Regions from separate parts of the Homo sapiens genome. Here all the other regions are linked to region 1. Evidence: read pairs that join two places in POLR2A ChIA-PET (ENCODE). Cell type or tissue: CD4-positive, alpha-beta T cell. All regions are shown on one strand. Links, peaks and the distances in the headings refer to the core of each region. The heading gives the core; the rest is flanking DNA.

Region 1 (7,828 bases), core at 1,369-6,368:
TTTTGGACAGTTCTTTGCAAAGAAGTCACTCCAAATGTATAGAATATTAGGAATAAAGGGAGAAAATGGTTTTTTATTTAGAATAAGACATAGAAGCTATGAAAAGAAACTCTGTAGGAGTGTCAAGGATTGCAGGCCATGTGGGTGGGGCCTTCAGTGGTTTTCAGATTTACTCTCACAGGTAGGGATTTGGGCCTCATCCCTCCTGCCGCCGACTCCCCGTTCACCCACGTGATGTGTTCAGGATGCCACAGCCAGAATGGCAGAGCCAGGAGTGAAATACAGCCAGGGTGAAATACAGGAGTGGGAAGCTGACATGCCCCATCCCTGGCTAGGAGACACCTCAGCTGGTCAGAGGACATCTGGCTGCTCCCAGCCAGGCTCACACTCAGAAAGGGGCACTCTAGTCCAGGGTTGCCCAAACTCAATTCCCTGGAAAAAAAACATTACAGAGTCAAAGAACTGTGGAAATGCTGGTCAGACATGGCAAAGCAGATTTCCTTGCTATCAGACTTCTCAGTGCTTTTTTTGCATTTGAAGCTCCATTAACATGCAGACAAATCTCCCAAATTTATCTGAGTTTGGAAAATACTGCACACCCTTTGGAGTTCTGAAACTTCTGAGGGCCCAGCATGTTGGCTGAGCTAAAGAATAAAGTCTGTAATATACGCCTGGTTACAGATCCATCCCTGCGGCCCGCAGTGCCTGGATACAGGAGCTCAGTGACTGGCCAGAGATGGAGGAGGGGAGGGAGGGAGAGCCAGCGACACGTTAACCAACACGCAAAGAGCACAGCCTGACTGTCGTGCTGACTTATTTCTTAGGTGAATCTTGCTACAACTTCAATTTCCAAAATGGCTACGGATTTTGCAGAGAATGAACTGGATTTGTTTAGAAAGGCTGTAAGTAGAGTAATCCCCATTGCCCATTGGGTGGGCTTCTTATGGGAAAGTTCTGTCTCCGTCATTAGCAGTGGCAACTGCAGTGTTCAAGGATCACTGGGGGGACATGGGCCACCATTGCTGTCTGAGAAAAGGCTTTGCAGGGAGATGTCACTGTCTACCCATCTGGAACTCACAGCTGCCAGGGGGTCCCCATGGCTGCCTGAGAAGGAAGTGCTGGGCCAGGTGTGAGCCCCAACTGGATGGGCAAGAGCAGGGCTTCACTGGTAGTAACAGGCGTTCCTGCCTGGCTGCTCCAAGTGCCATCTGGGAAAGGCAGCAGCAGCAGCATCGCCTGGGAGCTTGTTAGAAAGGCCCGGTCCCAGTCCCCACTCTAGACTGCTGAGTCCGAATCTGCATTTTTGCCAGGTGCCCACTGAATCCTTTGCACGTGCACATTTGACAGGTACTGTTCTACCAGGCTTCAGAGCTATTTGCTCAGCCTTCTGCTCAAACACATGGCTAAGAGTGGTTCTCAGGCCTAGATGCAATGATAATAACTGCAGAGGTGAAAAATAATTCAGACATTTCAGCCCCACTCACGATCTGTTGAATCCAAATCTCTGAGAACCAGGCGGTGGAATCATTCCTTTTAGATCTTCTCCTGGGGATTATTAGCCACCAAGGTTGAGGAGCAGGTGCTGAGCTGAGCACACACCTGCGTGTGCAGGAACCTGTCTTCCCCAGCGGTTCCTGCCTGCCGTGTCTCTCTCTCACTGCCTCCGAGGCCAGCCGTGAGGCAAGGCGACCCTCTTTGATTTGGGGACATTAAGATGATTTATTTGGGAGGATGTTATAGAAGTGACCTCTGAGTCAAAAGAACTGAGCACAGTCCTGGCTCTTGATGCACATTAAATTGTTTTCCCGGAATACCATGCCAGTGTACAGTTCTGCCTGTGATCTGAGTGGTTTTACTGTGCCTCTGCCAGACTTGGTATTACCATTTAAAAGTTATTTTTGCCATTTTAATAGATGAGCATGATACCTGCTCTTTCTTCCAGCTGGAACTGATTATTGACTCAGAAACCGGCTTTGCGTCTTCCACAAACATATTGAACCTGGTTGATCAACTTAAAGGCAAGAAGATGAGGAAGAAGGAAGCGGAGCAGGTGCTGCAGAAGTTTGTTCAAAACAAGTGGCTGATTGAGGTACTGTCTCATGGTTTTTCCAGCCTGGTTCACTTTTTCAAGTGAATAACAGTTTTTTCTCCAAAATCGTACTTGTAGCCAACTGATGTCTGAGGAGCCCGGCCTTCTCGGATCCCTTATCTGCTTTCATGCATTCCAGCAGTGACCCCGTGGGGAGGACTTGGGCCTCACTCCTCCTGCCTCCCACTCCCCGTTCACCCAGATGATGTGTTCAGGATGCCACAGCCAGAATGGCAGAGCCAGGAGCCGCGCCCAGGGACTTGGGCCCCAGGATCAAGGCTCTAGCCCACAGACTGCAAGGCAGGGCAGTTCCGTGGCTGAGAGTGTGGCTCTAACATCTAACCCGGGTCTGAACCCTGAGCCAGGTGACCTCATGTTCCTTGTAAGAGGGGAGTCGTTGTTTCCCCTTCGGGGCTGGGTGTGTCAGGAGCGGGAATGGGACCTCACAGTAATGTGCTCGGTGCTAGGCTGGCTGGCTCGCGGGGGAGGCGGCAGAGGAATTGGTGACATTACCACTGTTGTTTTTGTCAGCAGTGAGTTCCTCAGGGCCAGTGCTTAGAAGAGGCATAGACCTGCTTCAGGAAAGGAGCTGTGACATCTGGGACAGGCCCCACTGCAGCTCCAGTTTCTAGATGTTGCCCCCACCCCCACGTCTAGTCCTGCTGAATGGAGCAGAACAAATGTTTCAGTTCTTTTTCCACAAAAGGCACCCCTGTTTTCAACAGCTCAGTGTTTGCCGAGTTGACCACAGCTGTGCCTCCCAGGTGCTTGTGCCCATGTGTGTTGAGGACGCACTCACGCCGGGTCCCCGCTTCCTCACTTGGTGGTCGGACTCGTGGCCAGAGGCTGCTGCTTGTGGCTGCAGCGATTCTCCGCTTCCTTTTCAGGAAGGCTCGCGTCTGGGTTGGGGAAGTCTGTGTTCTGAGTTACTGATTTCTATTTAGGGTGGGCCTGTCCCAGGAACCTGACCCGAATTCAGTTCCTGGGGTACCTGATGGGAAGACAGGGTGGAGAGGTCATGGGGTGAGGGCAGGGCTGGGAGCTCCTGGTGAGTGCAGGATCTGCTGGGCGCGTTCCCGTATGTCATGTCTTGGAGGCTGTCTGCTGCCCTGCAGTGGCTCCATAGCTTAGTTTTTAGCTGACAGCTCAGGGGTCTGGATGACGTCGGACACCCTGAGAGTGGCAGGGCCGAGTTCAGGCCCCGGTTTGGGGACTGCAGCTCCCATCAATGGCTTTGTCACAGTTGTTCTTGCCCTCCAGGCTGTATTTGGCACTAGGGAATGTTCTAGGGCTACTCAGGTTATAACTGACCATTCTCGCTTGTGGTGCAGCCCCTCTTCAGGCCAATTTTTTTTTTTTTTTTAAGATGGAGTTTTGCTCTTGTTGCCCAGGCTGGAGTGCAATGGTGCAATCTTGGCTCACCGCAACCTCAACCTCCCGGATTCAAGCGATTCTCCTGCCTCAGCCTCCCAAGTAGCTGGAATCACAAGCATGCGCCATCACACCCGGCTAATTTTTCTATTTTTAGTAGAGACGGGGTTCCTCCATGTTGACCAGGCTGGTCTCGAACTCCTGACCTCAGGTGATCCGCCTGCCTCAGCCTCCCAAAGTGCTGGGATGACAGGCGTGAGCCAGCGTGCCCGGCCACAGGCCAAGTTTTTTAAGGGTAGGGGTTATGACCTCTTCATGGCTGGTCCCCATTGCAGAATGTAGTGCCTGGCACCTCAACTGCTCAATAAATGCTTGCTGAATGGATGACTGGACAGGTGGATGAGGTTGCAGAGGAACAGCATTTAAAACTTACAAAAAATGTTACAGGAAATATCTGCTCATTACAGGAGGATTAGAACATGTTGAGATGCATAAAGAAACCCACTGAAGTCACCTGTTATCCCAGACCCTAGAGCCGAGTGCCCCAACATCCCAGTACACAACACTTTGCACCCTGCTTTGCACCCAAGAGCACCATGCCTAGCACATGCTGCCACCATTGTGCATGGCTTGCAGGGCGTGCCCCCAGCTTTATGGTTTGACTTGCCCTTTGTCTGCCCTTGGTGTCTGGAGAGGGCGGTGGTGGATAGGAGAGGCCCCGCCCTGGAGTCTGTGGCGGTGAGCTGTGGCTGCAGGCGCTTGTACTCTGTGCCTTTCTCAGTTCGGTGGCAGTGCTGGCACCACCTTCTGCAGGGCGCCTCTGAGCTCGAGGGAGGGTGGACAGAGGATCCGGGAGCTGCCACCTGCAGGAGCGCTGCAGAAGTAGCAGGGGGCCCTCAGCACTGGCGCTGGGCAGTAGCCCTAGAGAGGCTTCTTGTTGACTGCCTGGCCTGCTGGGGCCCTCAGGAGGACGAAGGAACGAAGCTAATGTGGCAGGGGCTGTGTGGTGAGACTCCTCCAGGTTCCTCCGCTGCCTGTGGTGAGCAGCTTCTCGTTGCGGAGACTGTTTCCTCATCTGCAGGATGGGGACATTGCCAGCTCCAGGTGTTTTCTGTGAGGGTCCAGTGCTCTCTGACCTACATGGCCTGGTAAGGGTTGCCTTGAGGTCTGCGGCACTCTGGAGGAATCACTGAGAACCGGGGCGGGTGCTCACTTACCCAGGACAGGTCTTCCTAGGGCAGCACCTCGATCAGAGAGACCACATGTCAGTGTCTGATCCTTGGCCTCTCAGACACAGGGCTTCCCACAGAAATAGCCAGGGGCCCACTGACAAGGCCCTTCCAGGTGGGTATATCACCCCAAGGACACGTCACTCCTGGACAGCCAGTCCTGTGTGAGACTGGCCCGGCATGGAGGTGCTGAGGCAGCTGTCCGTCCAGGAGAAGGCCCAGGGGTGGTAGGTGGTTGGGGTCAGCGGGGAGGCCTCTGAGAGCAAGCGCGGCTCATGGGAGCTGGGCGTCTGCTGATCGGCGCACCTCCATACACCCCAGGACTGCTCCCTACACGAGGTCCTGACTTCCAAGTGTTGTGGCGAGGCGCCTGGGAGATCACCTGGGCTGTCGTCGTCTTTGAGGGCTAGGGCATCCCTCCTGCCCCTCCCCTGATGGGCCCTCAGAGGACTGAGTGGGTCATGAATGGTGAGCCTTGGGTGCAGTTTCAGGCACATAGCAGGTGTTCAGTAAATGCAGCTTGGCTGGGTGCAGTGGCTCAAACCTGTAATTCCAGCATTTTGGGAGGCCAAGGCGGGTAGATCACTTGAAGTCAGGAGTTTGAGACCAGCCTGGCCGATATGGTGAAACCCTGTCTCTACTAAAAATATAAAAAAGTTAGCTGGGTGTGGTGGCGGGCATCTGTAATCCCAGGTACTCGGGAAGCTGAGGCAGAAGAATCGCTTGAACCCTGGAAGCAGAGGTTGCAGTGAGCTGAGATCGTGCCATTGCATGATCTAGCCTGGGCAACAAGAGCGAAACTCTGTCTCAAATAAATAAATAAAAAATAAATGCAGCTCCTGCCTCAGTCTGAGCTTGAACTTGCTTAGTGTCAGGCATTCCTTTGGGATCAGTGCAAGGTCTACTTCATCTTCCCGTGGGTGTTTATCACAGGCCTGCCAAGTGCTGGGCCCCACAGCAGGTGCTGCGGACACAGGAGTGAGCACAGCCAGAGCTGGTGGCCGCTCCCATGGGGCCATGGTCTGGAGGGGGAGCCCGAGATCAGTGAGACGGTCATCTCACTGCAGTCCTGGTACAGATGGAAAGGAAACATGGCTTTATGACAGCTGTCCCAGAGGAACCGGCCCTCAGCTGCTGAGGAAGTGACACTTGAGCTGAAGGCTGTGTGGGAGTTGCCTGGAGCCTGGGGTGGGAGGATCATCAGCCCGGCAGTGGCCCTGTGGCCAGCAGGTGCACTCAAGAAGCTAAGGCCAGGGCCATCTGAGCACAAAGATTGCGAGGCGAGCAGACGGAGGGCAGCCCGGGAGATACGCGTATTAGGGGCTTGGCTCTTGGACCTAAGGGTGGTGGGAAGCCCTGGGGTGGGGGTGAGTTGGGAGTGACAGGGCCAGGCTTGTTCGGTAGCGAGTGCGTTGCTGGAGGAGAGTGGGCTCAGAGAGCAGCAGGAGCAGGGGAGGGTGGAAGAGGGTGGAGGCCGGGGAGGTGGGTTGCCATGATGGATCTGTAGGGGAGGGTGGAAGAGGGCGGTGGCCGGGGATGTGGGGTACCATGATGCATCTGGAGGGGAGGGCGGAAGAGGGCGGTGGTTGGGGGTGTGGGGTGCCATGATGGATCTGGAGGGGAGGGTGGAAGAGGGTGAGGGCTGGAGAGGTGGAGTACCATGATGGATCTGGAGGGGAGGGTGGAAGAGGGTGGTGGCTGGGGATGTGGGGTGCTGTGATGGATCTGGAGGGGAGGGTGGAAGAGGGTGGGGGCTGGAGAGGTGGGGTACCATGATGGATCTGGAGGGGAGGGTGGAAGAGGGTGGTGGCTGGGGATGTGGGGTGCTGTGATGGATCTGGAGGGGAGGGTGGAAGAGGGTGGGGGCCAAGGAGGTGGGGTGCCGTGATGGATCTGGAGGGGAGGCTGGAAGAGGGCGGTGGCCAGGGAGGTGGGGTGCCATGATGGATTTGGGAGCTTTGGGGGAAGGTAACAGCCATAGGACTGAGGACCGAGGACAGCCTGGGGGCTGGTCACATCCTCCCATTGCCCACAGCACTTGGATGACACAAAGCCCCTGTGCACCAGCAACAGCTGCGGTGCAGGGCACAAGCACCTGGTGCCCCGGCCTCCCTCCACTGTTCCCGCAGCGGCTGTCCATGCCCCAACCCCACGCTTCTGCCCTGCCTTCCTTCCTGTGCTCACCCAGCTCCTCTACTGGTGTTCCAGAGCGAACGCACTGTGAGCCCAGATTACGCAAGCACACCCCTCCACATTGCACTGTGGGGATGAAGGTGGGAATGGGGTGGGGGGCTCTACCTGTCAGAAACGGGAGTGGGCTGGGTGCGGTGACTCACGCCTGCAATCCCAGCACTTTGGAAGGCCGAGGTGGGCGGATCACCTGAGGTCGGGAGTTCAAGACCAGCCTGGCTAACATGGTGAAACCCTGTCTCTACTAAAAATACAAAATTAGCCAGGCGTGGTGGCGCATGCCTGTAATCCCAGCTACTCAGGAGGCTGAGGCAGGAGAATTGCTTGAACCCGGGATGCGGAAGTTGCATTGAGCCAAGATTGTGCCATTGCATTCCACCCTGGGCAACAAGAGCAAAACTCCATCTCAAAAAAAAAAAAAAAAAAAGAAAAGAAAAGAAACGGGAGTGACAGCTCTTGCTTGTAAAAATTAAAAATTAGAAAATAACAGAAAAGGCAGTTGAGCACTCGGGTGACTTGCAGGCGTCAGTGACGTCATCTCCTGGTGTGGTTCATATCCGATGCATGAGCTGACTGTGGAGAAACTGGAATCAGCCTGCATGGGTCCATGTCCTGGGTCCCGTGTCATTTGCCTGCCTTGGGTCTCCCTCAGTGCTGCCTTTCTCCTGTGACCTGGCAGTAGGGTCGGCCTGGGGAGCTGCATTGTTCTTGTGCTTCCGGGCTCTCCCAGGGATTTCAGGATGCATGATGGGTGGACCGCACCCTGGCATGGGAACCAGGAGGCCTGGCTTCCACTGGAGGCTCCACTGCCCACAGTGTGATGGGGCCTGTCTGCCCTCTCCAGACTCCTTCCAGCTCCATCTGTAAAGTGATGTGGCTGGAAGTGATCTCTGAGGGTCCCTACTGCAGTTGGAGGCAGAAGTGCTGGGAGGCAGAAGTGCTGGGAGGC
Region 2 (7,828 bases), core at 1,176-6,175, 52 kb after region 1:
CTTAGGGTGCTATTTAAAGGCAGAAGCAAATGATAAGTGACTCAGGATTAGAAGCCACCCAGACACTGCAGCCAGTGGGGAAAGGATGGAGTGTTGTTCCAGTCCAGGGCACCAAAAGCCGGGCACGTGCCGATTAACGAGTAATTGGGTCCTGGCATGGTGATTTGCATGCTGGAAACTGCTGAAATATTCATGTACTTGACTGTGTCTCTTCCAATTAGATATAATAAATGCAGATTTGGTGGCCATATGTTTTATTTTGATGTAATGGTTTTAACCTTTATGGAGCACGTGCGTGTGTGTGTGTGTGTATGTAGTTCTCCAGTTCTCTAAGGCTGGCCTGATTTGAAACACGCTGGTATTTTTGAGATGCAATTTGATTAGATTATTATTAGAGACTCCTTCTTGGGATTGGAAGAACAAGCAGTATTAGCTTTCTGTTTTGACTTCTGCATTTATTTATTCCTTCCTTCTCTCCTGTGTCCCCCTTTTCTTTCTGCCCCCTTTCTGCCCTCCTTCTCTTGCCTTCCCTCCCTTTCTCCCTCCCTACCCCCATCTCTTGAGCAACTGGATTAATCTCTCTAAGCCTCAGTTTCCCTACCTGTAAAATGGGGATGACAATACCTTTTTATGAGGAGTAAAGAAGATACTGTATATGAAGCATTTAGCACAGTATTTGGCACATAGTAAATGCTCAGTAAGTGGCAGGTGTTGTGATTAGTTATCAGCAGCATAAATCTCAGCAGGTTACCTAACCTTTCTGAACCTCAGTTTCTCCATCTGAAAAATAGGCTCATGCTATTCGTTTCCCCAGATTGTTGTGATGTCTGCTATTTTTATCAGATGCTCAGAGTGAATAAAGAACAAATGAATGAATTTTGGAACTAATTGTGTATTAGAGTAGAAACCCCACAGTAACAGATTATTCCAAAATTTCAGTGGCCTGACATATTACATTTATTTCTCCCTCCCATCACATCCTGATGTGGATGGAAAGGAGGCTCTGCTCCATGCAGTCATTCAGGGATCTGCACTTTTTCCATCTGAGGGTTTAACCCCTGCAGAAGTCTCCAAGTCCTCTTCCTTCAGCCCATGATTGAGGTAAGACAATGGCAGATCTCATGTGGGAGGTTATTATGCGACAGACCAGGCAATGGTGACTTCTGTTCCCATTCCATTTGTCTCTCAGTACATTGCTGACCACAAGCAAGGCTGGGAGCTGTGTGCCTAGGACAGCAAGGAGGACAAGCAGGACTTCATTCTGGATTTAGGTTTCTAGAAACCATAAGGTGGGCAAAAACTTTGCCACCTGCTTCTGAGACTCACAAAAAAGATAACAAATGAGTCTGATTTGATGTCATAAACAGGTTGAAGAGGCAAAGGAAGGCTGAACAAGGGAGAAAGTGAGAAGCAGGTAGGGGACAGAGAGGGAAACTTGCCTGTCTTCTATGGCCTGGGGTCCTGGCCATCGGAGCCACACAGTGTGTCTGTACTTCTTCTCTCTCTCTGTCCTTGTCCATTTTCTCTTTTGGAATCTATTGTTAGTGAGCTCTGCCATTGTTTTTTCTGATTTCATTAAAATGCCACCAAGACACATGCTCTGCAGTATGCCACTTCAGTCTTAAGTGGGGCATTTTTGCTAGATGGATTGATTTTTTTAAATGACAGCATCTGTTTGCTTATACACATTTATTTATAATTCTTCCCCTGACAATCAGAGCAGGGGAATCGGTGAGCAGTAACCAGCTGTTGGGATTAGTGGGGAAGGGAGGCGGTGATTTGATCTGTGAAGGAGTACCAAAGCCCCGGCCAAAAGCAGTAAAAATGGAGCAGATGCCCCCAAATACACTAGCTCGGGGAGGGACGAGTAAATCACATGCGCTGCCAGCTGCAGCCCCACAGAGACACCAGATGAGCTGGGTGAGCTGGAGAAGCTCCTGAGAGTCAGGGGCTGTGTCTGGCCCTCCCTGGGACTTGAGGGGCTTGGTAGATGGGATGGAGGGCAGTGGAGTAGCGGAGAGTAGTGGACCTTGGTGAGCTGGACCCTCTGATGAGTCCCCATGTCGCTCAGGATGAAATCCAGAGAGCTCACCATGGTCTACAAGGCAATACCAATGTGGCCTCTGTTATTCCTCCACCCTCTATCCCTGCTCTCTGCTGCCTCTCCAGGTGTGCACCAGCAGCTCCACCTCCAGCTGCTTCTGGAACATGCCAGGTGCTCCCCCTCCTTGGGGTCCCTCAGGCTCTTCTCTCCTCATCCATCTTCCATTTCCATGGGGCTCACTCTTCAAATCCATGCTCAAATGTCACTTCTTAGAACTATTTCTTATAACCTCCCTCTCCAACCCACTGCCCTCTGGTCTCAATCTGTTTGTGCTGCTGTAACAAAATACCCCTGGCTGGGCAATTTATAAAGAATAGAAGTTTATTTTTCATGGTTCTGGAGGCTGGGAAGTCCAAGATCAAGGCGCTGGCAGATTCAGTGCCTGGTGAAGGCTCACTCTGATTCTAGACGGTGCCTTCTTACTATGTTCTTACATGGTGGAAGGGGACAAAAGGGGACGAATGCTCTGTCCTCACATAGCAAGAGAGGTGGGAGAGCCAGGCAGCTGTCTGAAGCCTCTTTTATGAGGGTATTACGGTAGCCCCCGCCTTATCCTAGGGGGATACTTTCCAAGACCCCCAGTGGATACCTAAAACCACGGATAGCACTGAAGCCTATATATACTACATTTTTTCCTATACATACATACTTGTGATGAAGTTTAATTTATAAATTAGGCACAGTAAAAGATTAACAACAATAACTAATAATAAGATAGAACAATTATAACACTATAGTGTAATAAAAATCCGATGAATATTTATTTCTGGAATTTTCCATTTAATATTTTGGGATGGTGGTTGACCACAGGGAGCTGAAACCGTGGATGGGGGCATTCACTACTGTAATCCCGTGCAAGAGGGTGGGACCCTCCTGATGTAATCCCCTCCTCCAGACCCTACCTTCTAATGCCATTACCTTGGGGGTTAGGTGTCAACATAGGAAGTTTGGGGGAACACATACATTCAAACCCTAGCACCTCCTCTCTTGTTTTCTTTTTCTCCCTAACAGAACCCTTCTAACAAAACACATAGATATTTTAAATGTTTGTTTTCTGTCTGTTCCATAGGAGCTTCATGATGGCAGGGGCCTTGTCTGTCTCGTTTGCCCCTGAACTGTACTTGCTGCATAGTAGATGCTCAGTAAATGTTTGCTGAATCAATGCAGAATTTTTCATTTGAGGGAACAAGTTGTCCCTTTTGACTCTCCCTATATGCAGCTCGGGGGTCACAGAAAGCCCAGGTCACTGAAGGGTTGCTCTCTGGGGCCATCAACCCTGTATTCCTGATCTCTGTAGCTCCCCAGGATCCAGCCCAATGCCTCATACGTAGTAGGCATTCAATAAATATTTGCTGAATAAAGAGATGAGTGAATGACACAAGTTGACACTCTACAATATTCAAGGCAAGAAACAAGGACTCGTCGCTGAATCCTTTTTTTCCATGCCCTCCATCAGCGGGTCCAACCAGCAGCATTTCCAAAATACGCCTTACAACTGAGCACTAGGCTCCAGTTCCTGCTTTAGTGTCAGGGTCTGAACCAACGCCACCTCCCGCCCAGACAACTCCCACAGCTCCTAACTGGGTCCCAGCTGCCGCTCTCGCGCCCCCTACAGTATACTCTCCACACTGCAGCCAGCATGATCTCATAAAACTATGAAATAATCAGTTCATGCCCTTTGCAGGCTCACCACCCTCCAAATGGCATTACATCAAAACCCAAACCCCCTACCATGACTGGCTGCTCCCTGCCTCACCTGCCGTCCCTCTCCCGTCTCGTGCTGGGCCTCCTTGCTCCCTTTGAAAATGCCTTGGGATCTTTGCACTTTCTGTTCCTGGAAGAGAGTCTGGGGTCCCAGGTGAGCTCTCAGAGCAGCAGAGAGCGTCTGCTTGGGAAGGAAGCAGAGGAACGGGCCTTCTCCCGGGTTGGTTGCATGGCTGGCTCCTTTATCCTTCAGGTTTCGGCTCAAATGTCACTTCCCAACCATCCCATCTAACCCAGTTCTCCCTCCATCTTCCCATCTCCACAGAGAGCCCCAGGACTCGGAGGAATGGCCTCAATCCTATCTGTGGTCCCGTGACCTAACTTCCCTGTGCTCTGTCCCCCTCCCTCCCCTCCTCCTATCTGCTTTTGTGCACAAAGCATCATAATGCTTTGATATATTATTTTATCTTTTTCGGTTGTTTTTCTTTCCTCTTGTTCTTCCTTTTCCTTCTCATCAAAACAGGCAGCTGTTGCCTCAGGGGAGGGATATAGCAGAAGGGGAACAAGAAATAGCTCATACATCTTTCTGGCTTTTCTTCTCTTTTAGGAGAATTTAGAGAGTCCTCAGAAGAACTAAGGGGTTGGAGGGGATTTGAGGTACCACCAAGGGTTTTGGAGCCACAGTGGGGAGAACAGAACTCCTCTCCCAGTTGCAGAGAGACTTCCTGTGGCTGGGGGAGAGAGAAGAGAGAGAGGGAGTAGTGGGATCCTGGGCTGTGGGTCTTGGGGTTGTGCTTCCTGGCACCTCCCTGGGGAGGAAGCAGGACCCTGGAGAAGAGGCTGCCTCCAAGCCCGGAAACCCTAACTCATCCCCACTTGAGCTGAATCCTGCTCACAGCCGTTTGGTTTGGCCCATGTAGTGTTTTAATTTTTTCTGATGGATTTCCAAAATTTAAAAGACTGAGGCTGGGTGTGGTGGCTCACACCTGTAATCCCAGCACTTTGGGAGGCTGAGGTGGGAGGATTGCTTGAGGCCAGGTGTTTGAGGCTAGCCTGGACAGCATAGCAAGACCCCCATCTCTACGAAAATAAAAAATTAGCCAGGCGTGGTGGCACTCATCTGTAGTCCCAGCTACTTAGGAGGCTGAGGCGGGAGAATCACTTGAGCCCAGTGAGCTATGATCATGCCACTGCACTCCAGCCTGGGCAACAGAGAAAGACCCTGTCTCAGAAAACCAAAACAACAACAACAACAACATCGAAAATAAAAGATAGATTATTTCAAATTTCTCTTGAAAGTTCAGATTTAGATTTGCAGCTTGTCTGGATAAAGAGATCTGGTAGCGCTAGGCCTGTGTTTCCAGAGGCACGCCTGTGAGCCTGGCACAAACATGATACGTCCCCACAGTCCCCACCTCTTGCTGCTGGGTCACAGCCAGTCCACTTTGTTTGTTTTTGAGATGGAGTCTCGCTCTGTCACCCAGGCTGGAGTGCAGTGGCGCGATCTCAGCTCACTGCAGTCTCCACCTCCCGGGTTCATTCTCCTGCCTCGGCCTCCTGAGTAGCTGGGACTACAGCCGCGCGCCACCGTGCCTGGCTAATTTTTGTAGTAGAGACGGGGTTTCACCATGTTAGCCATGCGAGTCTTGAACTCCTGGCCTCAGGTGATCCGCCCGCCTCGGCCTTCCAAAGTGCTGAGATTACAGGCGTCAGCCACCGCACCTGGCCAGCCAGTCCACTTTGTCTCCTTGATGAACCTGGTCCCTTTGGGCATATGAGTCTGTGGCTCTGGATGATGGTGCTCAAGGCAGCTTCAGTGAAGAGCCTGGGGCCCCAAGCGAGCTCTGAGAGCAGCCGAGGCTTCTAATTTGGAAGGGGTCATGTGGACCGGAAGGATGAAGAGCTGAATGGTCACCCAAGTGGATGGAGGACCTAGACGCCTCTCAGCACTGTGTGAAACCCAAGAACCAACACCCAACCCCAGAAAGGCATGGAAAAGTCAAGAAGGACTGAAGTTTACTTTTATGCCAGCGCAGCAACGTGGAGGATATGAGTCGGAGATTCAGTGAGTCACCGAACATTTTTAAGAAGTGATGTATTTCTGAGCAACTCAAATTTGTGGATGAGATGCAAAGATGCTGCCATATTTTACTTACTCTTCAGGGTCCAGCTTATCCCCTCCAAAGACGAAAGACAATTTTTAGGAGGGCTTCTCACGTGCACAGGACAAGCACAGTGGTAAGCCCTTCATGTCAGCCCTTTATATTCTCAAACTCGAGTGTGCATCAGCGTTATCTGAAGGCCTGTTAACACACAGATTGCTGGGCCCAGCCCCAGAGTTTCTGATTCAGCAGGTCTGGAGTGGGGCCCAAGAGTCTGCATTTCTAGCAAGTTACCAAGTGAGGCTGATGCTGCATGTCTGGAGACCATGCTTTGAGAAACACTGATTTAGAGAATTACCCTGATCAGTTGTCACAATCTTATGTAGAGTCTAGCATCTCTCTCTCTCTCTCTTTTTTAAAGAGAGGATCTCACGTTGTTGCCCAGGCTAGGGTGCAGTGGCATGATCTCAGCTCACTGCAGCCTCCGCCTCCTGGGTTCATTCTCCTGCCTCAGCCTCCTGAGTAGCTTGGACTACAGGCGTGTGCCACCACGCCCTGCTAATTTTTGTATTTTTAGTAGAGACAGGGTTTCACCATGTTGGCCAGGCTGGTCTCGAACTCCTGGCCTCAGGTGATCTGCCTGCCTCGGCCTTCCAAAGTGCTGGGATTACAGGCGTGAGCCACCGTGCCTGGGCAGCAAGTCCACTGCTGCCTCCCTGCAGCCTCAACCTCCAGGGCTCAAGCAGTCCTCTTGCCTCAGCCTCCTGGGTAGCTGGGATTACATGTGCCACCATGCCCAGATAAGTTTTAATTTTTTTTGTACAGATGGAGTCTTGCTATGGCTGGTCTCAAACTCCTGGCCTCAAGTGATCCTCCCACCTTGGCCTCCCGAAGCACTGGGATTACAGGTATGAGCCACCACACCTGGTCTATCATTTCTCTCTCTCTCTTTTCAAGAAGAAGAAGGAAAGGCCAAACAGGTTAATTTGCCCACAGTCACCACTGCCTGCTCTGTTTGCCTTTCCCGGGAAGCCAGTCCCATTCACAAGCACATCCCTGGCCCTACAGAGTTGCTGTATCTGAGGAGGAGGGATAGTGGGGGCATGGGAGGAGAGAGTGTCCATCCTTGCTTCCTCTGTCAGGTGGAGAGAATAATAGCTCATGCTTTTACCTTGTTGACTGTGCAGGGCACTGCGAACAAGTGCTTCACATGATCCACTCGTTCCTGCCTCACCGTGTGTGTGATCCTCATCATCCCATTTTACAGATGAGGAAAGTGAATCCACTTCATCCAACCAGCAGAGTCTGGAAGAGAGGGAGCTCATGTGGGAGGCTCTAATGGGCGGGGTCTGGAAGCGATGATGTCACTTCTGCTCACTTCCACTGGCCGTAACTTGGTCACATGATCACGCCTGACTGCAAGGAAGGCTGGGAGATGTGTAGTCTATCTGGGTCCCTGGAGGAAACTGGAAATGAGATTCGCTGACCACATGGTGGCCTCCACCTAGGCTCTTTGCATGCACTGATGCCCTTTAAACCCCAGAAGGAGATGTTATTAACATAGTTGCAAAGCTGTGGAACTGGCATTCAATCCCAGGCCTCCTAATTCCTCAGCACAGTGTTTCCTGGGCTTCCACAGAAGAAGAGGGGAGAAGCAGAATGGAAAAACCTGAGGACAGTAAGGTGAACATTGTCAATCAGGCTCCCATACTCTAGGCGTGGGAAGCTAAGTTAGAGGTGACAGGGGACCCTGAAGGTGGAGTTTTAAGACTATTGCTGCTGCTTTTGGCTGTGTGACCTTGGTGTTGTGCCAGACTTCAATTGATTTCAGTAAGGATGGCACCGTGTTCAAGAGGCCCAAGGGCTGGGTGCGGTGGCTTGCATGCTAATCCTAGCATGTTGGGAGGCCAAGGTGGGC
Region 3 (7,828 bases), core at 1,408-6,407, 61 kb after region 1:
GCAATCCTCCATCCTCAGCCTCCTAGTAGCTGGGACTACAGGGTGCGCCACCACCTGGCTAATTTTTTAATATTTTATAGAGACAGGGGTCTTGCCGTGTTGCCCAGGCTGGTCTTGAACTCCTAAGCTCAAGTGATTCTCTCACCTTGGCCTCCCAAAGTGCTGCGATTACAGGCATGAGCCACCATGCCGGGTCGCTTTTCAAATTTTAACTCAGTTAAATCCCCACCACAACCCTATGAGGTTAGAACTGTTATTATCTCCATTTTAACATGGGGAAACTGAGACAAAAGGGCTAAGTAAATTACTCGAGAGCCCACAGCTGGGCAGTGGCAGAGCTGAGGTTCAGATCCAGGTGGTCTGGCTTCAGGGTCACTGCCTTGTGCCTGGGGGCACCAAGAGCAACCCTCAACCCCACTCTTGGCAGGTTGAGGCTTGTGTGTAAATGGAGGTTCACATACCCTGTGTGCAATATTTACAAGTTATATATCAAGCTAACAACACTATGACATGAAATCCGTTCTGTCCTCCTGCCCTGAGAAATCTCTCTTCATAGTGACCTGAAAGGCCAGGTTTGCATCAGGTCTTTTCTGACTTCCCTGGGTTCTGTGCTAGGATGTGGGGGTCTGGGGGGAGCCGCCCAGTGTCCTCCAAGGTGTGGGGACCCTCTTGCCTGGATTTACAAGCTGTATTAGGTGAGGGACAGGGAAAAATCAGCACAGCACCTAGGTTTGTGGCTTAGGCAGGTTTTAGCCCAAACTCATGGTCCTTTGTGGAGTTCCCCTCCCCTAAGATTGAGTTACTTGCCATTTTTTTTTTTTTTTTTGAGACAGAGCCTTGCTTTGTCACTGTCAGCCAGGCTGGGGTACAGTGGTGTGATCTCGGCTCACTGCAGCCTCTGACTCCCAGGTTCAAGTGATTCTTCTGCCCCAGCCTCCCAAGTACCTGGGACTGCAGGCACGCACCACCATGCCCAGCTAATTTTTGTATTTTTAGTAGAGACAGGGTTTCACCATATTGGCCAGGCTGGTCTTGAACTCCTGACCTCGTGATCCACCTGCCTCGGCCTCTCAAAGTGCTGGGATTACAGGGGTGAGCCACTGTGCCCAGCCCGAGTTACGTGCCTTTTTATCTTCACCCTCAAGACTCTGCTTGTGGAGGTTAATTATAGACAGACATTTCCACTGACTCTGTGACCCCAGCTAGTCTCTAGGCCTCCTCAAGCCTCAATATGCTCACCTGTATAATGGGGCCACTTATAACTTCTTCCTTCCTATCTCTTAGTGAGTGAGAGGATGTATTAATACATAAAGTGTGCATGGCAGGGACTCCTGTGCATTCACCAAAGTCCCTTTCCTTTTCCTCCTGGGTACATAATCTATATTTTCCAGCCCACGTTGCTGTCATATGTGGCTATGTGACCAAGTTCTGGCCAGCAGAATGCAGGCGTGAGTAATGTCATTACTTCCAGACTTGATCTACTGAAACCTTCCCCACGAGTCCCCTTCTACTCTTCCCCTGACTGCTGGCTGGATGTGAGGATTCGGCAGAAGACTCTAATACCCAAGACAGGGTTGGCACACTATGGTGCATGAGCTAGATTCTGCCTGTGGTCTGATTTCATAAGTAAAGTTCTACTGGAACACAGCCACATCCATTCATTTGTGTATTCCCTGTTGGTGCATTTGTGCCGTAAGGGCAGAGTACACTCACTGTGTCAGAGACCCTGTGACCTACAAAGGCAAAAACTTCTATTATCTGGCTCTTTATAGAACAGTTTGCTGATGCTTGCCCTCAAAGATGGCAGATCCACAGATAGAAGGAGCCTGGTTTGTGAGTAGCAGCATCGGAAGCTCAACATGGATGGCTGCTGGGAATCTCCACGTGGGACTCTTCATAAGGGAGAAATCAACAGTTAGCACGTAAATCTTTGACATTTTGTGATTTGTTTGTTACAGCAGCTAGTATTACTTATCCTCACTAATATGCACATAGTAAGTTTGTTTGTTACAGCAGCTAGTATTACTTATCCTGACTAATACACACATAGTAAGCAAAAAAGAAAAGACAGCTTCCCTTGTGATCTATATTTTTCTTTTTCTTTTTTCTTTCTTTCTTTCTTTCTTTTTTTTTTTTTTTTGAGATGAGGTCTCACTACGTTGCCCAGGCTGACCTTGAACTCCTGGGCTCAGGCGATCTCCCAGCCTTAGCCTTCTGAGTAGTTGGAACTACAGGTGCATGTCACCATACCCAGCTTATATTTTTATACTCTCCATAAACTTTCATATTTGAAACAGCTCAGAAAAATGAGTGGTGCTAGCTGTAGCTTTCTCTCACCTCCAGGCCTTTGTACATCCTGTTCCCTCTGCCAAGATCATTCTTTTCCCATCTCTTCACCTCATTGTCTCTTACTGATCTTTTAGGCCTTAAGGTAGACAACAGTGCTTCCAGGCAAACTTCCCTTGCTCCTCTGTCCCCCAAGACCAGGTTAGGTGCCTCTATTACGTGCCACTAAATAGCCTTAGAGAAACAGTATACTTGAGTGGTTAAGAGCTGAACCCAGTTAGACTGCTTGGCCTCAATCTTGGCCTATCACAAATAAGCCATGAGACTTTGGGAAAGTAGCTTAACCTCCCTCTGCCTCAATTTCCTCATCTGTAAAATGAGAATAATAATATTGTTTATCTCATAATGAAGTGGGAATTAAGTATAGTGGAAATTAAGTGAATTAAAGTACAGTTGAGGCTGGGTGTGGTGGCTCATAGCTGTAATCCCAGCACTTTGGGAGGCTGAGGTAGGAGGAGTGCGTGAGCCTAGGAGTTTGAGACTGACCTGGACAACTAAGTGAGACCCTGTCTCTACAAAAAGTAAAAAGAATTAGCCGGGGTTGGTGGTATCAGCCTGTAATTCCAGCTACTTGGGAGGCTGAGACTAGAGGATTCCTTGAGCCCAGGAATTGGAGGCTGTAGTAAGCTGGGATTGTGCCACTGCACTCCAGCCTCGGTGATAGAGTGAGACACCATTTCTGGGGAAAAAAAGTTATACTAAGACTTCAACTGTGTGGGGATTTTGTGTCCCAACACCTGCATTGTTTAAGAGTCAAATGTACTTAGAATTACATGGGAGGAACTAAATAAGTGTCAGGTGACATTATCACATTATCACTATTCTTTCTGTGGCTCCTGTCACAGCATGCACCATACACGAATGCCATAGTGACACTTTTCCAGTGGACTGTGGGGTACTTGAAGCGTAACAGGCTTTCCATACATTTTGGTTGATTGAAAATGAATGAAGCAGTAACTACTGCCCAGTCCTCTGGGGCTTGGCCTACCAAGGCTCTCCAGACAGTGCCACCCCCTTGCAGAGGGTTTAGGGCTAAATGAAACTGCAGCTTGAACAAGGACAGTTTCTGATCAAGGGAGACAGACTAGAAGCCCTAGAACTCAGCCTTTTTTTTTTTTTTTGGTTGGGGTGGACAAAATCTCACTCTGTTGCCCAGGCTGGAGCGCAGTGGTGTGATCATAGCTCACCACAGCCTTGCTCTCCTAGGCTCAAGTGATCTTCCCACCTCTGCTTCCCAAGTCGCTGGGACTACTGGCATGCACCACCGTGCCTGGCCAATTTTTGTGTTTTTTTTATTTGTGGAGACAGAATCTTGCTATGTTGCCCAGCCTGGTCTTGAACTACTGGCCTCAAGCAATACCTCCTGCCTTAGACTTCCCAAATGCTGAGATTACAGGCATGAGCCACCATGCCTGGCCAGAACTCAGCTTTATCAGTCAGGCTAGAACTCAGCTTTATCACTCAAGATTCTTTGTTGCAAACCACAGAAACCACACCAGCAAGCTTAAGTACAGGAAGAATACGACATGATTCAATAGATCACAGAACTTCCAGAGGGCTATGATCAGATTTGGAGACTATGTATGCAAGCGGGGCACTTAAATTACACCACCAGACTGCTCTAGTGGAGAGCCTGTCCCTACTGTTTCCAGCCAGAGGCAAACCAGCTTGACTCATTGATGCCCGTTGTGATGGGGTTCCGGCCTAACTTCTGCAGCGGCTGCTGTGCAAGCAGCCTGCCTCTTGTGACCTGCTGAGTGTGTTTGCACAGACAGATGGCACTGAAGAGCTTGCAGAGTCTGGGAAAAGGGGACTTTTGATGCCAACTCCCTCATCTCCCAGAATCCTGGAGATCAGATTCTATTGTATCCCCTTCCCTTCCCTTCCCATCCCGTCCCTTCCCTTCCCTTCCCTCCCCTCCCCTCCCCTCCCCTCCCCTTCCCTTTCTTTTTGAGACAGTCTCGCTCTGTTGCCCAGGCTGGAGTGCAGTGGCATGATCTCAGCTCACTGAAACTTCTGCCTCCCGAGTTCAAGTGATTCTCCTACCTCAGCTTCCTGAGTAGAGAGTAGCTGGGATTACAGGCACATGCCACCATGCCCGGCTAATTTTTGTATTTGTAGTAGAGATGGGGTTTCACCATATTGGTCAGGCTGGTCTCGAACTCCTGACCTCAGGTGATCCACCCATCTCAGTGTCCCAAAGTGCTGGGAGTACAGGCATGAGCCACCGCACCCAGCCTCCCTCCTGCTTTTCCAAAAGCAGTGGTAGATGATAACAATGGTAACCAACATCATTGACTCCCCATGGGGCACTGAGCCATGACTCCTGATGGGCCACGTGTTTTGCAGCATCGTCTCCCATCCTTCTCACTACAATCCTGGGTGGCAGGTGCTGTTATGAGCTTCATTATACATATGAACTGAGGCTCAGAGAGGTTAAGCAACTCATCCAAGGTCACACAGCACAATTGAGAATTTAAATCGAAGAGGACTCCAGAGCCCAGATTCTTAACTACCACACGGTACTGCTGTCTTTACTCCCCGGGGAACTTAATTGATGGTTTAGACAATAGCGAGAGGGAGGGTGTGTATGCATTCATGAAACCCGGTCTGTGCCAATCTTCCCACCAGGAAGGGTGTTGTTGCAGGGCAGGATTGTGCATTTCAGCCGAAGTGGTGGCAGGGGAAGGGTCCCTGTCCTGGCAGACAATGAGCTTTTTGACTTCTAGTGACCAAAGGGTAAGAAATGGAACTAAGCTCTTGTCCATAGCCTGATGACGCCGATGCTCCAGGATCCTTCTTCCCTCCCTCCCTTCTCCATCCTCCTTCATCTTTCTTCCCCTACCATTGTCACCATCCCTATCACCACCACCCTATTATCACCATCCTCATTCAGCATGGGCCGCTATGCACCACTGTCCTCTTCATATTATGTCACCACCAGCCCATCACCAGCCCACCGTCCTTTATTATGACCATGACAATAACCATCACCCTGGGCACTACCACCACCACCGAGCCATCACCAAACTGTCAATGTCACCATGTCTACCGTCTTCCTGACACCCTCATCACCACCGCTATCAGCATCATCAACCCTTCCATCCCCCTGCCATGACTGCCTCTCTGCTGCCACTATCTCCACCTGCACTGTCAGCATCACCACCCGACTCTATGAGCCTGTTCACATCACCATTCACATCACCATTCAGTGATCGACTTCATTCACCACCCCCAGCCCTGTCACGATCATTCCACTGTGCTTGCCATCACTGTTGTCCCCCCAACTATCTTTTTTATCTTTTTTTAAGGTAGAGGTTCTTGCTCTGTCGCCCAGGCTGGAGTGCAGTGGCACGATCATAGCTTACTAGAACCTCAAACACCCAGGCAACAGGCATGTGTGATGACCATGCATGGCTAATTTTTATTTTTTTTTAATTTTTGTAACCTGGGAGCATACATTCAAGTTGCCCCGAATATACACTCCCCCAGCTAATTAAAAAACTTTTTTTTGTAGAGATGGGGTCTCTCTATGTTGCCCAGGCTGGTCTCGAATTCCTGGCCTCAAGCGATGCTCCCCGCCTCGGCCTCCCAAAGTGCTGGGATTACAGGTGTGTGCCATGGTTCCTGGCCGCCATCACCAATATTTTCACCAGCACCAATACAACCCTGCACAAGTCACGAACACTTTCTGAGTCTCTCCTGGGCTTTAGGCTAGTGTTAAATGCCAAAGATGAAAACATGCTGATGAAAGGGACTGTGATTTGTGTTTTCCGTCATTGCTATCATCAGCGATTACTGGGCTCTCTCATTCATGCCTTATTCACCACCATTCCCTGCCTAAACAGTTGCTTTGAGCAGAAGTGCATCCTGTAAAACGTGTGAGTTTCTCCAATATCAAAACACGCCCCAGAGCCCAGCTTTTGCCTTTCCCCTTCCCTTATCCCACAGGCAAATCCCACTCACCGTTCCCTTACTGGTTTTGGTTTGGTGTCACCAGAGAGTACATTTTCCCCTCTCTCCCATCCCTCTCCAGGCCTCTGCATGCCTGTCTTTGACCAACTTGTAACTGGGCTTTAAAGCTTCCCAGCCCCAATATGCTGATATAATTATGATCATATGTTAGGCGGGTTTTGTGAGCCTTAATTAAATGTCCCTTGGCTAAAAGAAGAAAATGGCAAAAATCTGCTTCCCATCGCCAAGGCTGTGCGGGGCCTCTGGAAACCCGTTGTCTTTTGGGTCTGGGTGGCGATTCTGAAGAAAACAACCTGTCCTCCCGGCCAGGCCACAGAGAGGAAAGAGAGGCTGAGCCTGGAGGCTTGAATCTGGCCCCAGATGACCGGTCAGAAGCAGGCAGATTTCAGCTCATTTCAAGAGCCTGTGGTTGGTGGAGTGGGTGGGCTTGGTGGGCTCCGGCGTCACCGTCTTGGTAATAGAATGAGCCCTTACACTAATGCCATTGATTGTAACTGTAATTAGCGGATTTAAGGGCCGAGGATTCAATAGCTCCACAGTCATTCTAACATGCCACGAGTGGGTTAACACTTGTCATTTCCACTGTTTCCTTGGCTTTCAAAGACAGGCAGCTGCTTTCCTTGAAGGGGCTTCATAGGGGCAGTGGGGAGATTTGGGTCCAAATCCTGGTTCTGTTCCTTGCTGTGTGATCTTGGCAAGCCCCTTCACCTGTCTGTGCCTCAGAAGGTGGAAAACAGAGATAATGGTAGTGAATACTGCCTAGAGCTGTGGTGTTGATGAAACACCTGCGTGCTTGGCACAAGGTAAGTGTGCAAGAAGTGTTTTCTGTTAACATTGTTAATTTTTTATTTTATTTTGTTTTTATCTTTTTTAGAGACACGGTCTTGCTCTGTTACCCAGGCTGGAGTGCAGTGGTGCAATCTTAGCTCACTGTAGCCTCAACCTCCTGGGCTCAAGTGATCCTCCCACCTCAGCCTCCTGAATAGCTGGGACTACAGGCATGTGCCATCTTGCCCACATTACTACCTCTTATCTCTGTTTCTCTCTGTCCACCCACACAGATATGCTTTCTCAGATTTTCTGTTCATGTGGGGACCATGTTTCAGAGCTCCCAAGGTTACAAGTTACTATGCCCAGGTAATTAAAAAATTCTTTTTGGTAGCAATGCGGGTCTCACTATGTTGTCCAGGTTTGTCTCCAACTCCTGGGCTTAAGTGATCTTCCCGCCTCAGCCTCCCAAAGTGCTGGGATTACAGGTGTGAGCCACTGTGTCTGGCCCATTATTAACTAATTAGTGCATCAAACAAATGTGTCAGAAATTCCAGTGGATTCTAAGTGGACATGGGCATGTTGGGATATCCCCAGAACACTAGTAGGTGTGGGCCTACCATCTGCGTTTGCAGGAGGACTGAGAAATATCCAGAAAGCAAAGGCCTTTAGGAGCAGCAAGAAGCAGGGCCTGGAGGAGGATAAGGCAAGTGAGGCATTCAGGGCACAACATTTAAGG
Region 4 (7,828 bases), core at 2,822-7,821, 220 kb before region 1:
CTTCCCTCTGCCCCAAATAGCTGGTACATGTAACAACGCCTATTCATTTTTCCTTTTTTTTTTTTTTTATGAGACGTAGTCTCGCTCTGTCACCCAGGCTGGAGTGCAGTGGTGTGATCTCTGCTCGCTGCAACCTCCATCTCTCAGATTCTCCTGCCTCAGCCTCCTGAGTAGCTGGGGTTACAGGCACCCGCCACCGCACCCAGCTAATTTTTGTATTTTTAGTAGAGACTGGGTTTCACCACGTTGCCCAGGCTGGTCTCAAACTCCTGACCTCTAATGATCTGCCCGCCTCGGCCTCCCAAAGTGCTAGGATTACAGTCATGAGCCACCACTCCCAGCCTCCTATTCATTTTTCGAAGTCCAACCAACACCACCTCCTCCCTGAAGCCCCCTACTCCTCTTGATGTTCTCTCTGGGCTACCATCGGTGAGCTGGGACTCACTCATACCAGCCAGGAGGGCAGATTGTGCATATCTCTTCCCAACTCTGTGTTTAGACTCAAATCAGGAGCATGAAATTACACCATGGAAATAAGCAAATGCTACAAATCAGGCTTTATTGAGTGCCTACTATGTGCCAGGCTGGGACTAAAGGCAGTGAACAAAATAGAGTTGCTGGCCTGGTATAACTTGTGTTTTATCTTTATCTTTGTTTCCAGTATGCATTTATCTCTGTCTATCCAACCAATCATTCTTCCTTCAAGCTTTTTATTAAAGCCATTAAGAGTAATATCAAAGACTTTTGCACCAACTTAATACCATCTTCCTATCCACCCACACATCCATCCATCCTCCATCCACCCTCCTACCTACTAATCCCTCCTTTCAGGTGAGCCAGCTCTTGTCTCCAACTTTTATTTTTAAGAGACAGGGTCTTGATCTGTGACCCAGGCTGGAGTGCAACGGTGTAATCACAGCTCACTGCAGCCTCAAATTCCTGGGCTCCAGCGATCCTCCCACCTTAGCCTCCCGAGTAGCTGGGACTATAGGCAAGCACCACCACACCTGGCTAATTTTTTTAAAAAATAATAATTTTTGTAGAGATGGGGCCTTGCTATGTTGCCCAGGCTGGTCTCGAACTCCTGGCCTCAAGTGATCCACCTTCCTTGGCCTCCCAAAGTGCTGAGATCACAGGTGTGAGCCACTACGCCCGGCCCTCCAACTTTGCTCCTCTGTGTTTATAAGCTGAGTTCCCTTCAAAGGTGGGATTCTGAGGAGCCTCATCTGCCCCAGTCCAGAGTCCCCCAATCTGGCCTCAGGCCTTCCCCAACCATCTGTGTTCCCCTCCGCCACCCAGCAAGCTCTGGGTGCAGGAGAGCTGTGCTGCTTTCCTGGGAGCCTGTGGCTCAGGTGGCACCCACAGGTGGCTCCTGGAACCTGTTGCCCCCAAGAAGGTGTGAAAACCACAGCACATCTGGACCCAAGAGTCCCTAGGGTGCAGGTGCACGGGGTGTTGAGGGCTGCGCCTGCTCCGTGCAGAAGCTGTGTTTCCACTCTTGTGCTCCCATCCAAGTCTCACACCCCCCGATCCCAGGCTCACAGTCCCACTCTTATAACCATCAGTGTTCTAGAACCTTCCAGCCTCCTGCCAGGCACCGAGGACTCTCATGCATTCTCTCAGCTACCTCTCCCAACCACCCCACTTCACAGATGAGTCACGAAGGAACCTTCCGCAGGACTGACCTGTGCTGACTTCCAACCCGACCCTGTTGCAAAAGCATGGGTGAGCTAGAGCTGGCTCCTCCAGCACAGCCCTGCAGCCTGCAGTCTGACCTTTGGGGAGGAAGACGGGGCCGGGCCAGGGTGGCCCCAGCTCTACTAAAAATACAAAAATTAGCCAGGCGTGGTGGTGTGTGCCTGTAATTCCAGCTACTCTGGGGCTGACGCAGGAAATCGCTTGAACCCGGGAGACAGAGGTTGCAGAGAGCCGAGATCGCACCACTGCATTCCAGCCTGGGCGACGAGAGTGAGACTCTGTCTCAAAAGAAAAAAAAAAAAAAGAAAAAGAAAATGTTGCTAAGAAATATTTTCTTAGCTTCTTAATTCACATTTCAACAGGTTCTCTGACAAATCATTGACAAACAACTTGACCTCCCTTCAATTCTCCAGGATGAACAAATAAGACAGGATTTATTGGCAGGATTGAATTGGGGCAGGGTAGGGGGCCCAGCAGGATGTGTGGCCGGAGCACACTGCATAGTTCCAACCTGCAGCCCCCTCCATGAGTGCCACGGGGGGTGGGTCCCATGAGCCATGGCCTGCTACGTAATTGGTGTTTAATAAATATCTCTTGGGTGCATAAAGGGAATTTTTAAAAACTTAGTAGCAGAAGTTAGAAAAAGAAATCTTGGTTGGTGGGGAGCTGTTTCCAAGAGACGAAACGGACTGATTTTAAGCCTGGAAACCCCCCCGAGTGGCCCTCTGCAGGCGGGACGGCCCCGCGGGTGCCCAGGCTGTCGCTGACGATTGATGTTCTCACCCCCGCCCGCCTCGGCTCTGGCCGCAGAAGGAAGGAAGCTGACGTTTATTGAGGGTCTGCTCTGGGCTGCGTACCGTACACGGGTGACATCGCCAATTTCCCCCAGGTGTGTCATGCCTTCCCCACTGTCTGGATAAGGAAACTCTAGCCCAGAGAGGGGAGGCGACTTGGCTCAGGTAGCACAGCCAGAAGGTATCAGAGTCGGGATTCAGACCTTCGTCCAGGGGCCGCCCAAAAAATTGCCATTCCCGAGGTCACCATGGGCTCACTCCATCCCCTTTCGCTTCCTGTTGGCAGGTGATAAGGAACAATATGGACTTCTTGCAGCTCCTGGAGGCAGACGCTGGAGGGCTGGGCTCCGCCTCAGTCACAGGCAATGCCCTGATCCCACAAAGCCCCGGAGATGCTGTGGACCAACTTGCAACACAAGACCCTAGGAGGGAGGACGGCTGTTGTCATCTGTTGACCACAAACACGTTTACTGTGCACACTTGTGCACATGGGTGAGCTCCGTGAGTCCAGACATGCACAGGGCAGGTGAATGCATGGAGTACCATGGGCATTATCCCAGGCCCACAGGCACGTGCAATCACACACACACGTGGACATGCCACTGCGCACCTAAGACACACACACACACACACATGCATATGCACACACACACATATGCACACACACACACAGACACTGTAAACATCAGGCTCAAAGGCCCATCCAGGAGACCAAAGGCTGCAGGTGTCTTCACATCACAGCCCAGGTGACCTTGTCTCTGGCTCAGGGCCCAGTGGCCTGGCCAGCTCTGGACATCCAGTCAGCCTCATTAGCTGGCCTGGGGTCCAGGGCTCGAAAGTGGCGGAGGAATGACCACCCACTGGCGGAGGTAGCTCCGGGGGGGTCCTTCGTCCCCGGGGCTGGTGAAGTCACACTCCACAGGGCTGCTGCAGTCAGAGCCCACAAAGCCACTGTCAAACGTGTCCATATCCAGGCCGGCCAGGGGTGAGCCCGCCTCACTCTCTGAGACCCCTCCAGGTGACCGGCCACCCCAGGGCAGTCCCCCAGCCCAGTCCTCCCCATCTGCAAGGGGTGGCTTTAGTCTGTCCAGGAGGCTTCCCAGGGGCCCTCCTAGCCCAGGGCTGCCAGCTGAGACACAGCCACAGGACAGGACTGTGGTCCCTGCATCCAAGAGTGGGTCCTCTAGGCCTGGGCTGGGCTCCAGGCCAGCATCCAGGTCCAGGGCTGGGTAGCCGTCATCCTCACAGCTGCAGGGCCAGGTGCATGGCCCCTCTGCATCTAGCACAGTCACTGTGTCAATGGACACCAGGCCGTATGGCCGATCCCTCTCCTCACTGTAAGCTGAGCCCCCCGAGTTCTGGGCTGTCGGCCAGAAGCTGGGCTTGGGCACACCGTCAGACTCCACCAGCTCTGCTGGTTCTTGTAGCTCCGTGAGCTGCAGCCTCTTGGCCGGGCTCCGTGGTGGGTGGCAGCTGTACACCTCCAGGGTGGAGGGCACCTCTGGGCTCCAGGGTCCCAGCTCCAGGCTGGAGCCAGTGAAGGGTGCACCCACCCATTTCTGTGAGAGAGAAAAAGAGAGAGTCATAGCACAGGATGAGGGTAAGGTGAGGGTTTATTTTTCTTTTACTTTTATTCTTTTGAGACAGTCTGGCTCTGCTGCCCAGGCTGGAATGCAGTGGTGCCATCTCGGTTCACTGCAACCTCTGCCTCCCAGGATCAAGTGATTCTCCTGCCTCAGCCTCCCAAGTAGCTGGGACTACAGGCGCCTGTCACCACACCCGGCTAATTTTTGTATTTTTAGTAGAGACGTGGTTTCACCATGTTGGCCAGACTGATCTTGAACTCCTGACGTCAGGTGATCCACCCGCCTCAGCCTCCCAAAGTGTTGGGATTACAGGCGTGAGTCACTGTGCCCAGCCAAGGTGAGGGTTTAAACAGACAGAAAGACAGACACAGACACAGAGACAAGACAAAGAGACATCAAGAGAGACAGACAGAGACATGAAGATAGACAAAGACACCGAGAGACAGAGAGAGAGAGAGGAATCAGGACCACAATGTGCTCCCACCCTAGTGGATCCCCCTCCTACTCTGGGCCTCAGTTTCCCTACTTGTAGAAGGGAGTTGCTACCCTTAGTAGTGTGACCAGTCAGACAACTGGTGGCCCCATAGTCCAGGCAGGGACCAAGATTCCTGAGTCAAGGAGACATGGGGGCAGGAGGGCCTGAGGTCTGAGGTACCCCTGAGCCATCTCCTGCTTTCCCGCCTCCTTGATGCTTCTTGAAACCTAGCACTCTCCTGGTTTATGTGTCCCCACCAGACAGACACTTGGCCCCCGGACATAAGTCTTGTCTCTTCTGTCCATGGCTGTAGCCCCAGTGCCTAGCACAAAGTAGGTGCTCAATAAATGTTTATTAACGAAATGAATGGGTGGAGTGGATCAATGAAAAGCCACTTGGAAAGGCCTTTGTACACTTTGAGGATAAAGGATGTGGGTGATGCTGGCTGAGGCGGTGGCCCTTAAACTTGAAGGACCCTCCCCTTCCCTCCCCTGCCAGGACTCCCACTCACGACACCAGAATCCTCATGCAATTGGCAAGGAAAATCCCCAGGAATGGGTATCTCCCTGTTTTGAGCTCATCTTCCTCAAAAACTCATCTCAGAACTGTGATGTGGCCACCACCACTGATTCAAAGTCGCTTCTCAGCTGTGTGCCCTTAAGCCAATTACTTACCCTCTCGGTGCCTCAGTTTCCTCATCTGTAAAATGGACCTAATAATAGCACCCACCCGTAGGGCCGTCGTGAGGATTAAATGAGTCACTGTTTGTGATGCTCCTAGGGGACTGCCTGGTATATAGCAAGTGCTATATGAGTATTGGTAAAAATCAACCCAAAATCAATGTGATATTTGAGCTTTAGGGAAGAGGAAAGGGTGGGTCTTATGTGGGTTGGGGTCCATGTTCCTCCCTGCCCACTCTTTGGCCTCCTCATGGGTGCCCTGGGGGCAGTGGAACATCCACTCTGCAGGGGCTGCTGTGAATATGAGAATGAGTGAGGCAGGAAGGGTGTCCAGCGCAGCACCAGGCAGACAGCAGGAGCTCAATCAATGGTCTAGGTCTACACTGTCTGACTTTCAGGCTGGGCTGCAGCAGGTGGGGCTGGCCCTCCCACCTCTGTCACCACATCCTCTCTGTGGCAGCCACTCCCACTGCTGCAGGGTGGGTGACACGGCTGTAAATGGGCACAGACAACCTGTGGGTGCTGGCGGGTGGTGGTGAGTTGGAGGCTTGGCAAATGTTAGTGTGTTTTGCCCCGTGGGCCAGGCTCTTTCCAGAACCTATTCCCTCTCCAACCCAGATTAAGGACACCTAAGAAAGGACCAGTGGGGCAATCTGTGACTCAGGAGACCACCAGCCTCACCCCCTATCCCAGTCTGGTTCCTTGGGCTGGGCCAATGCTGCATTATTTTGTTTACTTTTTCTTTTTGATTTTTTTTTTTTTAAGATATAGTCTCTGTCTGTTGGCCAGGCTGGAGGGCAGTGGTGTGATCATAGCTCACGGCAGCCTCTGAACGATCGTCCTGCCTCAGCCTCCCGAGTTGCTGGGACTACAGGCGTGCACCACCTCACTTGAATGATTTTTAAGTTTTTGGTAGAGATGGGGAGGCGGAGTGGTGGTGAGGGTCTCCCTATGTTGCCCAGGCTGTTTTTGAACTCCTGGCCTCAAGCAGTCCACTTGCTTTGGCCTCCCAAAGTGCTGGGATTGCAGATGTCAGCCACCACACCTGGTCAAATCTTGTTTAATTCTTCTGCCAATTCTGCACCACAAGAATGACTGTCTACACTTTGCACATGGGGAAACTGAGGCCTGGCTTGTGGCTTGGCTGAGACCTGGATGCTCTAGGCCTGTGGGGTGAGGCTGGGGAGCCTGGGGTGAGGGGAGGTGGGGCTCCTGAAGAGGAGGAGGGGCTCCGAGGAGCTCATCACAGGGTCGGGAGCTCACCTTGAAGTCTCCGCTGCAGCCCTTGTACAGGGGCATGAAGAACCGCTCAGGGCTGGGGACGGCCCATATCTTCTTCCATAGCCTGAGGGGGCAGAGAGGGGTGAGGACCCTGACATCACCAGAGGGCAGCCTGGCCTCCCATTCGGACGCTCCCCAGCTTCATCCTACAGGAGCTTCCGAGCATCCCAAGACTCAGCCCAGGCGCCTCCCTCCTTCCCTGGGGCTTGGTTTCCCCTTCTGTAAAATGGGAGAAGTAAGTCTCCCTCACAGGCTCCTGAAGGGATATCGTGGTTATGTTCTTGGCTGCCTGTTGCGTGCTGGGCAAATGTTGCCCCTTCTGAGCCTCAACTTCTTTATCTGCAACCAGGGGTGCGCAGAGAGGCCATTTCAGAGGTGTGGACTATTACAGCCACCTCTTCACCACCACCTAGTGGCCCCTTAAGCCCATTAAGCCTCAAAGCTTAAAATCCACTGGACAAGATCACAGCTGAGGTCCCTGTTTAAGGGCACAGATTTTCAATCCCAATTTCTCCACCTTGGAGCTGTGTGACTTTGTCCTTGACATCTCCTTGCCTCAGTTTCTCCATTTGTAAAATAAGGGCAACTGCAGTGTCTCAAGCTCATAGGGCAGCCATGGGGGTGAAGGGAGTGCCCTCCACAGTGTCCAGCACATGGTGGCTGTGAGTTGGTTATTATCCCATCATCATCATTGTTACCATGATGACAGTCATGTTTTCCAACCCTGCATGTATCATACAGGGGCAGTGGCCCAGGCTGACCACCTCCCTGCCTTCCTCATCCCCTGGCCTCACCTCCACAATGGATGGGTCTTCAGGCTCCAGAAGGCAGGAATGAAGACTATGACAAGCAGGAGGAGAAGCAGCAGGTGAGGGTTCCAGCCTTCCTTTAACTCTGGGAAGGAAGCAAAGAAAGGGTTAAATGGCACCAACTCTACCAGAGGCCATATGGGGTGGGCATGGTGGGAAATGGGTCTGGGGTAGAGTGGAAGAGGGTAGGAGAGGCTGTTACTGCTAGTGTCTTGAAGTGAGATGGATCTGGGTTCAAATCTTGTTCTCATTCCTCACCCCAGGCAAGTAACTTCATTTCTCTGAGCCTAAGTTATCTCGTCTGAAAAACAGGGCTGATTCCCACTTCAGAGTTAGGGGGATCAAATGCCTAACAGAAGAAGCAGCTGGCACCCAACAGGGCCTGGCCAGCAGGGGCTCTAGAAATGTAATTGAAGGGCTACATCTGAGGATGAACAACTGAATACCTCCCAGCTGTGCCAGAAAGCTCAGGGCTTAGGGTGGCTAGAACAGGACAAAATTTGAT

The links. ChIA-PET counts read pairs that join two places held together with the same protein. Peaks named below come from ENCODE experiments on the same cell type or tissue, not always from the same donor. Only the 100,000 strongest peaks of a DNase experiment are listed, where the experiment ranks them.
Region 2: POLR2A ChIA-PET joins it to region 1 with 24 read pairs; 10 of 35 experiments call an interaction of 5 or more read pairs at or near these places.
Region 3: POLR2A ChIA-PET joins it to region 1 with 14 read pairs; 10 of 35 experiments call an interaction of 5 or more read pairs at or near these places.
Region 4: POLR2A ChIA-PET joins it to region 1 with 11 read pairs; 12 of 35 experiments call an interaction of 5 or more read pairs at or near these places.

Annotation. Positions count from the first base shown.
Region 1 is chr16:27,227,262-27,235,089 of GRCh38, reverse strand. It overlaps NSMCE1 (NSE1 component of SMC5/6 complex), which reads left to right. Exons shown (of 8, transcript NM_145080.4): 4 at 825-902; 5 at 1,943-2,089. Among named protein-coding and RNA genes, the nearest start is that of KDM8, 28 kb to the right of the region's middle. RefSeq lists a silencer at 2,621-2,670 and an enhancer at 2,851-2,950. In CD4-positive, alpha-beta T cell, for the core only: CTCF peaks have their summits at 1,783, 2,043, 4,159 and 4,361 (motif pointing left); DNase peaks (open chromatin) are centred at 1,625, 2,149, 2,679 and 4,219; H3K4me3 peaks cover 2,771 bases; H3K27ac peaks cover 3,322 bases.
Region 2 is chr16:27,175,553-27,183,380 of GRCh38, reverse strand. LINC02129 (long intergenic non-protein coding RNA 2129) reads left to right here and starts at 6,794. Exons shown (of 4, transcript NR_170200.1): 1 at 6,794-6,818. In CD4-positive, alpha-beta T cell, for the core only: CTCF peaks have their summits at 3,544 and 3,744 (motif pointing left); a DNase peak (open chromatin) is centred at 3,680; H3K27ac peaks cover 337 bases.
Region 3 is chr16:27,165,924-27,173,751 of GRCh38, reverse strand. It overlaps LINC02129 (long intergenic non-protein coding RNA 2129), which reads left to right. Exons shown (of 4, transcript NR_170200.1): 2 at 1,773-1,922. Among named protein-coding and RNA genes, the nearest start is that of LINC02129, 6.7 kb to the left of the region's middle. In CD4-positive, alpha-beta T cell, for the core only: no CTCF peak of the experiment used is centred there; a DNase peak (open chromatin) is centred at 3,941; H3K4me3 peaks cover 393 bases; H3K27ac peaks cover 294 bases.
Region 4 is chr16:27,444,757-27,452,584 of GRCh38, reverse strand. IL21R (interleukin 21 receptor) reads right to left here. Exons shown (of 9, transcript NM_181078.3): 7 at 7,309-7,408; 8 at 6,497-6,578; 9 at 543-4,051. The coding sequence ends at 3,302. IL21R-AS1 (IL21R antisense RNA 1) reads left to right here. Exons shown (of 3, transcript NR_037158.1): 3 at 2,779-4,916. It overlaps LOC124903668 (a long non-coding RNA gene), which reads left to right and starts at 7,250. Exons shown (of 2, transcript XR_007065031.1): 1 at 7,250-7,382. RefSeq lists enhancers at 1,820-1,969, 2,310-2,359, 2,200-3,077, 3,340-3,579, 3,880-3,939 and 1 more. In CD4-positive, alpha-beta T cell, for the core only: no CTCF peak of the experiment used is centred there; a DNase peak (open chromatin) is centred at 5,684; H3K27ac peaks cover 932 bases.